2 separate regions of the Homo sapiens genome follow, and region 2 is linked to region 1. The links are chromatin loops, found by intact Hi-C in ENCODE. Cell type or tissue: endothelial cell of umbilical vein. All regions are shown on one strand. Each heading gives the region's core, and the rest is flanking DNA. Links, peaks and the distances in the headings are about the cores only.

What was found. Hi-C counts contacts between places; a loop is a spot of excess contacts. Peaks named below come from ENCODE experiments on the same cell type or tissue, not always from the same donor. Only the 100,000 strongest peaks of a DNase experiment are listed, where the experiment ranks them.
Region 2: it touches region 1 in a loop (2.3-fold over the local background); 1 of 110 quality-filtered maps calls a loop at or near these places.

What each region holds. Positions count from the first base shown.
Region 1 is chr10:31,001,206-31,008,849 of GRCh38, reverse strand. The region is part of intron 1 of ZNF438 (zinc finger protein 438); the gene reads left to right. Among named protein-coding and RNA genes, the nearest start is that of ZNF438, 27 kb to the left of the region's middle. In endothelial cell of umbilical vein, for the core only: no CTCF peak of the experiment used is centred there; a DNase peak (open chromatin) is centred at 3,829; H3K27ac peaks cover 4,308 bases.
Region 2 is chr10:31,048,089-31,055,732 of GRCh38, reverse strand. The region is part of intron 1 of LOC105376481 (a long non-coding RNA gene); the gene reads right to left. Among named protein-coding and RNA genes, the nearest start is that of ZNF438, 20 kb to the right of the region's middle. In endothelial cell of umbilical vein, for the core only: no CTCF peak of the experiment used is centred there; a DNase peak (open chromatin) is centred at 3,882; H3K27ac peaks cover 2,759 bases.

The sequences.
Region 1 (7,644 bases), core at 1,141-6,140:
AATAGCTTGGCAGTTCTTCAAAAGGTGTTACCCTATGTTACCTAGCAGTTTCACTCCTAGGTATCTGTGCAAGAGAAATGAAAACATACCTACATACAAAAACTTATACATAAATGCTAGTAACATTATTCCTAATAGCTAAACAGCGGAAACAACCTAGATATCTATCAGCTGATGAATATATAAACAAAATGTGGTACATCCATACAATGGAATATTATTCAGCATTAAAAGCATAAAGGAATAAAGTACTGACACATGCTATAACATAACAAAACATGCTAAGTGAAAGGATCAGACATAAAAGGCTATATGTTGTATGATTCCATTTATGTGAAATGTGCAAGGTAGGCCAATCCATAGGGACAGAAAGTAGATTTGTGAGCTGAGAGGGTTAGAGGAGGGAGATGGGGAATGACTACTAATGGATAGGGAGTTTCATTTTGGGATGATAAAAATGTTCTAAAGTTGCGGTGATTGTGGCACAACTCTGAATATACTAAAACCATGGAATTGTATATTTCAAAAGGGTAAATTGCATGGTATGTGAATTATACCTCAATGAAGCTGTTAAAAAAGAAGAAGTGAGGTAATATGTGGGAATATACTTTGAGCTGTTTGAAAAGATATTATTATTATTATTTCAATTTGACTGTAAGGCCATTAAATAAAAGCAGGATGACTTAGATATTTTTCCTTGCTTGCAGGCTTGTGATTTTTATGCCATGACTCAACTTTATAAGGCTGTAACTCAGCAATATAAAATATTGAAAATGTTGAAACATAAAATGAAAACTGCTTTGTCTACTGTTTATATTTAATAGGATTTTCTGAATCAGTTAATTAGCAATAAGTGAATGTGTCATTAAGAAATTAGATTTTAGAATCGTAAAGTTTTAGAGCTGGCAGAAACTTCAGAAGTCATCTAGTCCCCCCTCATTTTGCTTTATGAGAGAGCTGAGTCCTACAGAGACAAAGTAAGATGTCTTATGTCATGGCATTGAGTAAATTCTAGAACTGAGTCAGTGTTCTTTCTGCTGACTATTTGGTTTCAGTGCTATTAAGTGTGTTCTACTATTAATAGAACTAACACTCTTAATAGCTATTTAAATGCTTCCTATATACTAGGCACTCTCTGTTAGGTACTTTATATATGTTATCTTGGTTAATCTACACAAAGCTTATGAAGACAGTTCATTTTACCTGTGTATTAGTTTTGTATTGCTGCTGTAAAATAAAATGAAACAAACAAACAAAAAACAAAAGATCTGGCCGGGCGCGGTGGCTAACGCCTGTAATCCCAGCACTTTGGGAGGCCAAGGCGGGCAGATCACGAGGTCAGGAGATGGAGACCAGCCTGACCAACATGATGAAACCCTGTCTCAACTAAAAATACAAAAATTAGCAGGGCATGGTGGCGTGCACCTGTAATCCCAGCTACTCAGGAGGCTGAGACAGGAGAATCGCTTGAACCTGGAAGGTGGAGGTTGCAGTGAGCTGAGATCACGCCACTGCACTTCAGCCAGGGCAACAGTGTGAGACTCTGTCTCCAAAAAAAAAAAAAAAAAAAAAACACCAAAAAAACCTTTGTGACTTAAAACAACACAAATTTCTTATCTTACATTCTGGAAGTCAGGAGCCCAAAATGGACCTGACATCCTGTTAGCAGGGCTTCCCTTCTCCCTGAAGGCTTAGGGGAGGTCAATTTTCTTGTCTTTTCCAGCTTCTGGAGGCTGCCTGCATTCCTTCACTTTTAGTCTCTTTGCATCTTCAGAGACAGCAGTGGCTGGGCAAATCTTTCTCACAGTGCCATTTTTCTGGTTTTAATTCTTTTGTCCCTGCTTTCCCCTTTAAGAACCCTTGTGATTACTTTGGGCCCATCTGGATAATGCAGATACTCTCCTTATTTTAAGGCCCACTGATTACCAGCCTTAATTCTGTGTGCAACCTTCATTCCGCCTTACCAAATGAGTGGAAAAAACACACTCAAAATGGTTTTTTTTTTTCTATTAGCCAACAGCAATCAACACAGAAGACTTTTGTAATCACACGTGTGGGAGTTCCCCCCCCCGCCCCCCGCCAACCACACCAAGACATTTTGCAGCAGACACCACTCGGGTTGCCTTCAATTCAATGCTGACACCACCTGGAGAGAGTGTCAGATCCCATATCTTCAGGCCTCAGTCTCACAGCAAGTCTCAGGAGGCTCTACCTGTGCTTCTGACCAACCTGCTATAAATTGGGGTTCCCACAACCACCTCTTTGGGTTCATTTAATTTACTAGAGGGCTCACAGAACTTAGGAAAACACATCTACTGGTTTATTATAAAGGGTATTACAAAGGATGCAGATAGAGAGGTGCACAGGGCCAGGCATGTGGAAGGGGCAAGGAACTCCCTTGCCCTCCCTGGGTGTACCACCATTTGCGAACCTCCATGTGTTCAGCTATTTGAAAGCTCTCCAAACCCTGCCCTTTTGGGTTTCTATTTAAGCTTCATTGGGTAGGCATGATTGATTGAATCATTGGCTGTTGGTGATCAACTTAACTTTCAGACCCTTTCCCCTTCCTAGAGCTTGGAGGGTGTCACTGAACGTCCCAACCCTCTAATCAAGCTTTGGTCTTTCTAGTGTCCAGCCTCCATCCTGAAGCTACCCAGGGACTGCCAGCCATCAGTCACTCATTAGCATACAAAAGACATCACTTTGGAGATTCTAAGGATTTTAGCAGTTGTGTGCCAGGAAATGAGGATGTAGACCAGATATATATTTCACAATATCATACCATGTAATATAGGGTAGACAGAGATTCCAGGGAATAAGGGATGGACATCCTTTGAGGGAGGCAATATTCTGTGTACCACAATCTGTTAATAAGCTGAAGAGATTTAGGCTCAGAGAGATTAAGTAAGTTGTCCAAGGTCACAACATAATAAATGAAAGAGCTGATATTTTAACCCAGATCTGTTATTTATCATATATGCATATCTTTCACAATAACATGATCTTTCCCACAAATACCATTTGATCCTACTTAGGAAAAGTAAATAGGATGATGAGCATTGTTCAAATAGTAAATACCTATTTTTTTATTGTATATATTTAACGTATATGATGTTTTGATGTATACACACAGTGAAGTGGATACTACAGTCAAGCAAATTAACATCAGTCATCTCACATAGTTACTCTTTTTAGTGGCAGGAAAATCTCTTTTAGCAAAAATCTCAAATACAGTACAGTATTAACCATAGTCCTCATGTCATACATTAGACATCGAGACCCCTTTATCCTGCGTATCTGCAGCTTTGTATCCTTTGACCTACATCTTCACATTTTCTCCCCCGTCCACCCCTGTTTACCATCATTTTGTTCTCTAAGTATTCAACTTTCTTTTTCTTTTCTTTTTTTAAGATTCCACATATAAGTGAAATCATGCATTTTCTGTGTCTTGCCTATTTCACTCTGCATAATGTCTTCCACATTCATCCATGTGGTAGCAAATGGCAGGATCTCCTTTTTAAAGCTGAATAATATTCCATTTACGTACGTGCATGTACATATATATATACACACACACATATGTACACACACATAACTCACAGTTCATTCATCTGTTGACAGACACTTTGGTTGTTTCAATATCTTGGCTATTATTGTTTCTAAATCTTGGCTCATGCTACAGTGAACATGGGAGTGCAAGTATCTTTATGAGATGGTGATTTCATTTCCTTTGGATATCTACCCACTGGAGGAATTGCTGAGTCATATGGTAGTTGTATTTTTAATTTCCTTAGGAACCTCTGTATGGTTTTTCACAGTGGCCGCACTGATCTGCATTCCCACCAACAGTGTATGAGGTTTCTCTTTTTCACACCATCACCAACACTTGTTATCTCTGGTAACTTATTAAAGTAATAATCACATTTGCTTAATAATATCAAGAAATAGGCTATGTTATTATGAAACAGTTAAAAGCATATAGGAAGTTTATTTATTGATGTGGGAAAAGTATTTATGACTCATCATGACTTCCAGCCCCCTCCCCCACATTTCTACTTATCACTTCCTTTCTGTTACCAGTTCCTTCCTTATCCAGCCTAGATGCTTTGATTCAAATTATTTTCCGGCAAATTCTTTCAATTCCTTTGTACCTCTTTGGTCTCTCCAATCTCAGAACTGGATGAGCTCAACTACCTGCCAGTTTTTTCACTTTAATGATACGCTCAGCAGCCTTAAAATTGTCCAGCAGTCTTCCGACGTGTCTATTATCTCACTCCCTCACTCCTCACAGCATACTGCCTTCATTCTTCTCAAACCTTTTAACCCCCTATCAGTGTTATTTGATGTCTTAGCAGTTTTCCATGCAGTTGACCACAATTGACCATTGCTTCCTTTTGGAAACACTTGTCTCTTGGCCTTTGAGACAAACCCTTCCCTGGTTTTCCTTCTCCCATTCTAGTTGACCATTTTCTGTCTTCTGTGTTACCTGACATCTAAAAGAGGAAAGGTTTAGTTCTCTTGTTTTTCATCTTGTACTTTTGGTTAAATATAATCTTTTTGTGTAAGTCTTATTATCTCTAGCCCAGAGTTTGTCATCTTCAGCACTATTGACATTTTGGGCTGGAAAATTTTTTCAGTGTCAGGGGATGTCTTGTGGATTGTAGGATGCTTAGCAGCATCTCTGGCCTCTATGCTCTAACTGCCAATAGAGTTCCCTCTACCCTTATTGTGACAATCAAAATGTCTCCAGATATTGCCAGATGTCTCCTGGGTGCATAAAATCACCCCCCATTGAGAAGTACTTATGTAGCCTGAAGTTCTCTTCTGAGGATCTGGGGATAACACCTTTCTGACATCTCCACTTGAATGTCTCCTAGGCATTGCAAATTTAATGTGACCAAAATGGACTCTTGTTTTTTCTTCCATATATGCTCTCCCCCCAGATTTTCAGATTTTAGATTATTTATGATCTTGCATTGGAGGTACCAATAAAAGCCATTGGAGGCTTTTATTTGGAGTAAACTAGGGAGCCACCAGAGAGTTTTGGGCCAAGAAATGACATGATCTCACGTAGATCAGCTCTTTCTTGAGCATAGACTATGACTTGGAAGACTGAAAGCAGGAAGACCAGTTAAGAGGCTACTGTGGTAATCACAGTGAAAAATGGTAGTAGCTTGTATAAGGATGGTAGTAGGGCATATGATAAGGAGTGGCATCTTTAGTTTAGTGCTTAAACACAAATAGCCCTGAGAAGAATGCACTTGTACCTTCATGAGGTTAGTATCAGAGTATGCTTTGTTTTTCAGATGTTTTCTAAGAACTTGCAGGGAACAGGTTTTGGTGGGTCAGAATGAGAAGACAGTAGCCAAGTTCCTGGGTTCCTCCAAGCCAGAACTTCCTGGGATGTTACTTGAAGGGATTCAGGCCAGAACAGGGTTTTAAAACAAGGGACCCAACGGGAAGAGTAAGCAAGACATCCAATACTACCTGTTCTACCTCACAATCTTACTTAGGGCTGGTCCTCCCACGGTAAAACATGTACTGGGTGGCAGGGTAGATAGAACAATTGGAAGTCAGGAGTGTTTCCTTCATTAAATATAGGAAGCACATCATCTTGGGCTGGAAGGCCCTTAGCTGAAGTGAGGTGGCTATCGGCATTTGGGATGGGACAGGTTTTTGTTGTACAAGATTGCCCTACACATCTCAAGACTTGCAATAGTGTGCTCTCTCATTGTGACATCTAAAAAATGCCTCCCCACATTTCCAGACTCCCCATGGGAGTCAGACGTGTTCACCTGTATACCACTGGACTGAGCCCCCTTTGCTAATTTGAAAACTGCCTTCTGTAATAGGAAGTTAGTCAAAAGGCTATACATTCCAGGCCCTTAAAGAAAACCTGCATTACTTGTTTGGGGACTTAGAAGGTATCTACTAGTACTTTAAATTAGCATCTATGTTTATTGCTGATACATCCCATAAATGTTTTCTGTCCATGTTATGTACCTTAATATACTACTTTGTAATTCTTTTGTAGGGGTCATAGCCATTTCAGGGCCATCTCTAAAGACACTGCAAAGGACACATGCTCTAGCTGCTCTCTTCTCCGTATTGTTATATAAGGGAACCTGAATTAAAATGAATTAAGAGTTTGGATGAAAGGGCATTCCCTAGCCATCTTAGCAAAGGGAGTGGGAGTAGGATTGGAAGAGGGAGGATAATGGCCTGTATGTGAATGTTTATGCACATCATGTTTTTTAAATCAGGTCTAGCTAGTATCAAGAGCTAAATATTTTTTAATCGTATTTTTGAAAAGTAGTAGAAAATAGAACAATATTCAGATTTGTGAAGGATTGATGACTCAGTATTAGAGGGAAAACTCACCAAGGAAAAGATCTAATAGTTTTGAACATATAAAATGTAAGGTTTATTTACAATGAAAAAAATCACACAACACACTGGAGGAAATGCTTGTATCAAATGTGACTAAGGGTGAATATCTATAATATCTGAAGAGGAAGTTCTCTCGAACTTAATGAAGAAGTTTTAATACATAAGTAAACAAAGTATTTTAGCAGTTAATGATTAATAAAAAGGTGGGATTATGTTTACCGTCACTGGTAATCAAAGAAATGCCTTTTAAGTTAACCTTGAGTTATCTCTTCTATTCTTTCGAAAATACTGAAAATTAAAATAACTGACAATTCTGGAGAGGCTTTAAGGAAATGGACCCATTCAGTCTTATGTGTTTCTTGTGCTACTCCCAGCCACTGCCTTTCCCTGAACATGCTGTGCCATTTTAAATTCTTACGTCTCATCTTTATGAGTCCTTCCCCTCTTCTTTCTGTTGACTTTCCATCTCTTGAGAGCAGCATTCAGATCCTGGGGGCATCCCTTCTTACTCAGCCCTGCCAATGAGCACTCTGATTTGCATTCGGCACTGTATTGCAGCCATGGGTGTATGAATCAGTCCCTACCACTTGGCTGGGGAGTTCTTGAGGTTGGGACTGGTCAGGCCCTGCATCAGGGTCTGGTATACAAGTAATTATTCAATAACTATTGAACTAAATTATTGGATTTTGGTGAATGTTTTAATGAACTACAATATGTTAGGGTGATGGAATAACATGATCACTAAAGTGCAATTATAAGTGTAACTTATGGCAAAATTTTGTAACCAAATACAGAATGATATGTTTAGTGTAATTTCAACTGCATTAGAAAGGTAATATGCAGAAAATGAATTTTTAAATATTTTAAAGTTATAGGTAACAAACTTTTATTTCTTTATTACAATCTTTATGATACAATATATAATTTTTAAAATCAGTTGGCACACTTGACCTCCCTCTCTTCTCATCAGAATTAACCTCTCTGTGTCCTGTCCAATTATCTGATTGAACTCTCAGGAAATAGGGTGGGCCTCCCCAGAATGTGGGCTTTTAAGGATAGCTGCATTTATGTGACTGAATTAGGTCCCCAAGCATTTTTTGAGCTTTTACTGTGCCTGGGTGCATATAACTTGAAAGATATGGTACTTAGTATTTTATAGTTTGTAAATACATTCACATTATCAGCGATGAGTTCTACAGCTTTTAATAATGTCAAATATAAATGGTAGTTGTTTTTTTAAAACATTTTTTGAGT
Region 2 (7,644 bases), core at 1,116-6,115, 47 kb before region 1:
CCTTAAGTGTGGCCAGAGTGGGCACCAAGGCTGAGGAGGCGCCAAGAGTGAGTGAGGGCTGCGAGGGCTGCCAGCATGCTGTTACCTCTCGGGATCATGGGGGCAGATTCTTGCCTTGCTGTTCTTGTGATAGTGAATTAGTTCTCATGAGATCTGATGGTTTTAAAGTGTGAAACATCCCCCCTCACTCTGTCTCTCCTGCTGCCATGTAAGACGTGCCTTGCTTCCCCTTCACCTTCAGCCATGATTGTAAGTTTCCTGAGGCCTCCCTAGCCATGCAGAACTGTGAGTCAATTAAACTTTTCTTTATAAATTACCCAGTCTCAGATAGTTCTTTATAGCAGTGTGACAACAGACTAATACAGCTACTTTATACAAAATCTTTACAGCCATTACATCTTCTGCATATGTTCCCATATTAATATTATATATGCAGAGAATTGCACTCTATAATAATAAAGCCTACCCATATAAAAATAAGGTTTATGTAAATTGGATTTAAATGCATTAAAGCTAAGCGAGGGCTACATAGTTCCTTTGACTGGTGTTTTCTTCACATGAAACACACTGAGGAAGTTGAATCCCTGTTGCTTGCAATATACCTGGATCTAACTTTGATATATAAGTAAGTCTCATCAGATTTGTGTGTTTGGGCTGCCATCTTCAGCTGCCTTATAGAAGAAAAATATTAATGAGGGGTATTTTCAAGAATGCCAAGCTGGTTTTGAAGAGTAATTAGTGCTGCTAATGGCAGTTGCTACATGACTGCCTGGTTTCTTCTCATATCTGAACCTTATAAGCACATTATTTGTTCATTCTATGAGTACAAATATGTTACAGGTCTAAAATATGCCACCCATTAGAAACCCAAACGTCAATATCATGCAATATACCATGTAACAAACCTGCATATGTGCTCCTTGAATCTAAAATAAAAACTAAGTCTGGATACATTGGCTCACATTTGTAATCCCAACAATTTGGGAGGCAAAGAGCGAGGATCACTTGAAGCCAGGAGTTCCAGACCAACCTGGGCAACATAGCAAAATTCTCTCTCTACAACTTTTTTTTTTAACAAACAGCCAGGCATGGTGATGCATGCCTGTAGTCCCAGCTACTTGGGAGGCTTAGGTAAGAGGATTGCTTGCATCCAGGAATTTGAGGCTGCAGTGAACTATGATTGCACCACTGCATTCCAGCCTGGGTAACAGAATGAGGCCCTGTCTCAAAAAATAAAATAAAATAAAATAAAATAAAATAAAATAAAATAAAATAAAATAAAATAAAATAAAGTAAGATGCTACCTTCTAATAGAGACTTAGGCTAGGTTTAAAATATTTTTTATGATTCTCTGATTTTTGTTGTTGTTGTTTATTCAGATGGAGTCTCGCTCTGTCACCCAGGCTGGAGTGCAATGGCACGATCTCAGCTTACTGCAACCTCCACCTCCCAGGTTCAAACAGTTCTTTCGCCTCAGTCTCCCCAGTAGCTGGGATTACAGCCACCCGCCATCATGCCAGACTAATTTTTGTATTTTTGTAGAGACGGGGTTTCATCATGTTGGCCAGACTGGTCTTGAACTCCTGACCTCAGGTGATCAGCCCGTCTCAGCCTCCCAAAGTGTGATTTTTAAATTTACTGTTGGACTGAACTCCATTGTTAAACAATATAAAGATACATAAAGAAAAAAGAATCATTCCCCCAGCCTCTCTACAAACTAATCCCTCTGATGTAAATCAAGTTATCCATCTACCCTATTCTTCATGTACCTATAAATGTATTCATACTTACATTAACATACACACAAACATGCAATGTTTTTATCTTATAAAATAAAATGGTATTATATTGCACATTTTCTTGCAACTTGCTTTATCACTTAACAGTTTCTCATAGATGATCTAGCTGGTCCATAGATGGATATATAACTCATTTTCATTTTAAAGAACACCATAAACTAAGATTCTGATTTAATTTGCATTAAAATAGAGAAGTTTTTTATCATACTATATTTCCATCCAGTAACATGGCATAAGTTTTCATCTATTAAGGTTTACTTTATATTCTTCAAGAAAAAAGATTTGCATATAGACACTGTAATTTTTTATTAAATTTTTTTAGAGTTTTTTTTCTTGGCTGTTGGGAAGAGGGCTTTATTTTCCATTTATATTTAACTACTTTTTGTGAGTATGGTAAATTATATTATTTGTCATTAACTACTCCCTCCTTGGTTAGAGGACTATACATTCATGCATGTTGGGTATAATTTACAATACCTTCAGAGATGAAGCATGCTTCCTCCCCCAATTTGGGCTGGCCATGGGATTTGTTTTGGCCAATGAATGTGAGTGGATGTGACACAAGTACATCCAAACAGAAACTTTAAATCAGCTCTGTGATTTCTTTTGGCCTCTTGAGCTTCTGCTCCATGACATGGAAATGTCCAGGTAGGGGCTACTTCTTCAGTCTAGATCCCAGAATGAGACAGCTTGTGAAGCAGACCTCCTACTGACCTCCTACACAGCATGAAGCAGTGTAGCAGCCAACTGTGAAGAACTGGGAAGGGTCTCATATTTCGCCTTACTTTCAAGCCAACATGTTAACTTGCCAGTTTCATGGATGCTGAATGAAGACACTTGGGTTAGAGACAAAACACTTGATTACAGCAAAAGCAGTAGTCAGAATGTCAGCATGTCTGTTTTGGTTCCCTGAGTCTTCATTTTCAGTGATGATGTGAATAGGCCCAGATGGATGCCTGAACAAATGCTGGGTTGCGCTACAGGAAAGGAATATAGAACTTAAATTCCCATGATTTCATAGCAAGTAGTGAGCAAGCCAGCTCTTTGTCCCAGAGGTAAAAATCACCTCCTCCCTCGAGGTTGCTTGTTGTAAACATAACCCTGAGAAAAGGCTGGGTAGGAAATGATTAGGCCCTTGCATGCTTAGCACACCCAGCAAGATGTGTAGGAAAAAGAGTAACATATGGAGGAGAGTTTCCCAACACCAACCATCAGCCCTCATGTAAAGTTAGTGAGAAATAAACGTTTGCTCTTGTAAGCCACTGTGGTATGATTGTTTTGATACACAACAAAGTTGTAGCTAGTACAAATTACATTATATTTGTATATTTATCTTATATCTTGCCACCTTACCTAATTCTCTTATTTTAAAACATGTTCTAATACAGTTTTGTGGGTTTTCTAGGTATAATAATGTCTTTGCAAATAAAATGAATTGCCCCCTTTCCCAAGCATTTATATTATTATGGTTTATTTTGGGTTTTTTAAACCTTCCGGGTTAGCCTAAATCCCAAAACTATTTTGAATAAAACGATGATAGTAAATATGCCATTTATTAAGTTATTGTGTCTTACTTCCAAAGCCAGCCTTTGTTACTGGGCTGGTAATGCCTGGGCTAGAACTTCAAACCTTATTTTTGCTTTGCAAGTTGGCTCCCATTAAACTGTGCTGATAGAGGTGCTTCACGGAGCTCACAGGCTGAAGGAGGAGGAAGAGGCTTGTTCCTTCCTGCATGTTTTTTTGGGGGCTCCCTATTTGCCTCTTTTTCATATGAGTGGCATCCCACCAATGCTTCTTCATCTTGGCAGCAGCAGTTCCTTCCTGTAGCAACAAGTGAACCCAACTGACAGTATTTCTAAATGCCGTATCTCCCCCGGAGATACTATCAGCACTTTCTACTCAGAAGTCTGAGCTTCATTTCCAAGACAGCCCTTCTCCAAGCTCCTAAGCTTTAATAAATCCAACCTCTTTTCTTGATCCCACCCAATCACAGAGCAGTAGCAGTTTTCTGCAGTTCCTATTTCTGTGATCTCAAGTTCTCTTTTAGCTACCTCATGAACAATTTAATACCTAGTTAATAATTCTTTAGATTAAATTCTCTCTGCTAAAATAACTGGTGTAGCTTCTGCTTCCTGACTGACCCTTGACTAATACAGTAGGTATTCCGACCTATTTCCTGATTCTAACAATAGTTGCTTTAGGTATTTGCCTTTTAACATTACGGTTGCTGGTTTTGAGTTTTTGGCTAATCACTGCTGAAGTTTATCAAATGTGTTTCTTGTGTATATTTATAAATACATATATTTTCCTCCCTTAATAGTTAATATGATAAACTAAATATATCTCATAATGTTGACTCATCCTTATATTCCTGGAATACATAACTAATAGTATAACACATATGTAGTACTTACTACATATGTCCTAAAACTGTATACATATGTATGTATACATATTCCCTTAATAAACCTATATAGGTTTATACAGTTTATAAATACAGTTATAAATACAGTTTATAAATACACTTATAAATACAGTTTATAAATACACTTATAAATACAGTTTATACTTATAATTAATGTTAATGTTGCCAAATTTGCATTACTAAATATTTATTTAGAACTTATATTCATAATTAAAATTGAACTATACTTAGAATTTTCTATCTTGTACTATTATTACTTGTTTTCTACCTATCTGATCTCCTCTGTTGAATTTAAAGATTATTAAAAGTCAATGCCTTACTGATATTTTTCTCTTACAAAGTCTATATTATAGTATCTTGCACAGAGCACGTGATTGATAATACATGTTGAATGAATAAACACAGGTAATAGATATGAAAGTAAGACTTTTAAAAAAATTAGCATTTATTCTGTAACATAAAATTCTAATTTCATACATTAAAAGTATTTGTAAGGAATAAAAATACTTAACGATAGATAAATTTGGTGTTCAATTAGGTTTTTCTGGGCATATGTGTTCATTTCAGAACTCGGAAATCTTTAAAATTAATGTAGATCCTGTTTCATTAAATGTCTCTTCACAGAATTTTTAAAATTCTCCATTTAGTTAACAGCAATAATTGCTTTTGTATACTTAAGAGTTACTGTATTATGTTTTATGACACAGATTATATCAAAATCAGTTCTTTTTCCAAAAGATTAAAGAAAAATTAATAGAAGGTATGCATCAAGGATTCTTAACGTATAAAACCATTTTCAACAGAATGCTTTTTATTTAAGTCAAAATTGGATTTCCATGGTTTGGGGCTTGAGGGTTTCTAAGGTTTTGCTCCTGCAGATTCAAGACTTGTACTAGACATCAAAGGTTATCATGTTGCCCTTTCAAGACACTAGCTAAAGGAATTGGCAACTATTTACAATTTAGCTTTGCTTGAGTCCTTCCCTTCAAAGTAGCTATCAATATGTCTTTGTAATTATGTTTAAGGACAAGACATGTTCTTATTTATTTCAGTGTGTTTTAAAAATTGTATTTTAAGGACCTTCTGTGAACACAGCACAATACTGGGAGACAAATAAGAAAAGCAAAAATGTATCCTCTACTACCAAGGATCTTACAATACAAGGGAGAAACCATATGCAAACCCAAATTTTATATTAGAAATAACAGTATAGGACAAGTATTGTTTTCAGTCCCAATGATACTAAAAAGAAAAATCCATCAAAATGGAAGGAATAGAGTGCTTATGGGGCACTCTGAAGGTTTTTTTTTTCTATTTGTTTTTTGTAGTTTTTTGTAGTTGTTTTAATTCCAGATTCTAATTTCATGTGATTGGGGAGGTAATAATTGGCCATTTATGATCAGGATAACAAAGAACATTTTTCTCATATCCTCAGGCATGCTTGGAAGCAGTAATGTAAACAGTAATAATGGGAATTATTTTACTTCTTATTTTGAAAATAAAAATGTAAATATTTGTTTTTAAACTTCCTTACAACCCTAAGGTTTATAACTGTAATGTTTATTATAAAGAAAGATTACTATGTATCATTATTACTGGAAGACAGTAGTTTTACAAAGCCTGGGTTGTAATTATTTGAGAAAACATTATTTTTGAGTTTATTATATATCCTAAAAGTAACATAAAATATATTTTATCAGTTCATTTCAGTTTATGTACCTCCACCTATGTGGTTTCAATGTGTGTGTGTGTATCATACATCTGATGATGTCAAAAATCTACAAAAAGTTCTGAAAACCATGCAATTTTAATGAAACTCATCTAAACTTTAGAAGTAAGTGAGGGTATAGAACTATATAGTGAGGGTATAGAACTATATATATCGTGTGTGTGTGTGTGTGTGTATATATATACCTATATATTAGGTATAGTTTATATTACTATCCTTTTTTTTTTTTTTTTTTTTTGAGACGGAGTCTTGCTGTCACCCAGGCTGGAGTGCAGTGGTGTGATCTTGGCTCACTGCAACCTCCACTTCCTGGGTTCAAGCCATTCTCCTGCCTTAGCCTCCCGAGTAGCTGGGACTACAGGCATGCGCCACCATGCCCGGCTAATTTTTGGGTGTGTGTATTTTTAGAAGAGATGGGGTTTCACCATGTTGGCCAGGCTGGTCTTGAACTCCTGACCTCAAGTGTTCCGCCTGCCTCGTCCTCCCAAAGTGCTGGGATTACAGGCGTGAGCGACCACGCCAGGCCTACTATCCTATATTTTTAATCCCAGTTTTTACTTTTCTTCTCTGTATAGATCCTTCTTATCATTGGTTTTCTTGGATGACGATTTAATGACAAGGAAAAAAGAAATACATATAGTTTGCAGGTTGCTAAGGGACACAAACATCTATTTTAGGGAATTAAAATGGCAACTTGGGGGAATTTTGTTTTCTTTTTCATTAGGTTTATTAAGAAATATAAGTTTTACCATTCACATCAATTATGTTATATTTAAAAATACTAGAGTTGGCAATTTTAAAAATCCACACTTTTTAAAATTAAAGAAGATGTTTGCAAGGAAAAAAGAGAGAAGACCCAAATAAACAAAATAGAAACAAAAAAAGAGACATTACAACTAGTTATCACAGGAATACAAAAGATCGGCCAGGCATGGTGGCTCATACCTGTAATCCCAGCACTTTGGGGGGCCGAGACGGGTGGATCACGAGGTCAGGAGTTTGAGACCAGCCTGGCCAACATAGTGAAACCCCTCTCTACTAAAAATACAAAAAAAAAAAAAAAAAAAAAAAAAAAAAAAAGCCAGGCATGGTGACAGGCTCCTGTAGTCCCAGCTACTTGGGAGGCTGAGGCAGGAGAATCACCTGAAGCCGGGAGGCGGAGGTTGCAGTGAGCGGAGGTTGCAGTGAGCAGAGATTGCCTCATTGCACTCCAGCTTGGGGGACACAGCAAGACTCTGTCTCAAAAAAAAAAAAAAAAAGAAATACAAAAGATCATTAGAGACTATTATGAACAATCATGTGCTACAAACTGGAAAACCTAAAGGAAATGGATAAATTCCTGGATGTATACAACCTACCAAAATTGAATGAGGAAGAAATAGAAAACCTGAGCAGACTGATAACAAGTAATGAGATTGAACCAGTGATTAAAAAGTCTCCCAACAAAGCAAAGTCCAGGACCAATGGCTGCATTGCTGAATTGTACCAAATTTATAAAGAAGAGCTAACCTCAATTATCCTAAAACTATTTCAAAAAAACTGAAGGGCCAGGCGTGATGGCTCATACCTGTAATCCCAGCACTTTGGAAGGCCGAGGTGGATGGATTACAAGGTCAAGAGATCGAGACCATCCTGGCCAACATGGTGAAACCCAGTCTCCACTAAAAATACAAAAATTAGCTGGGCGTGGT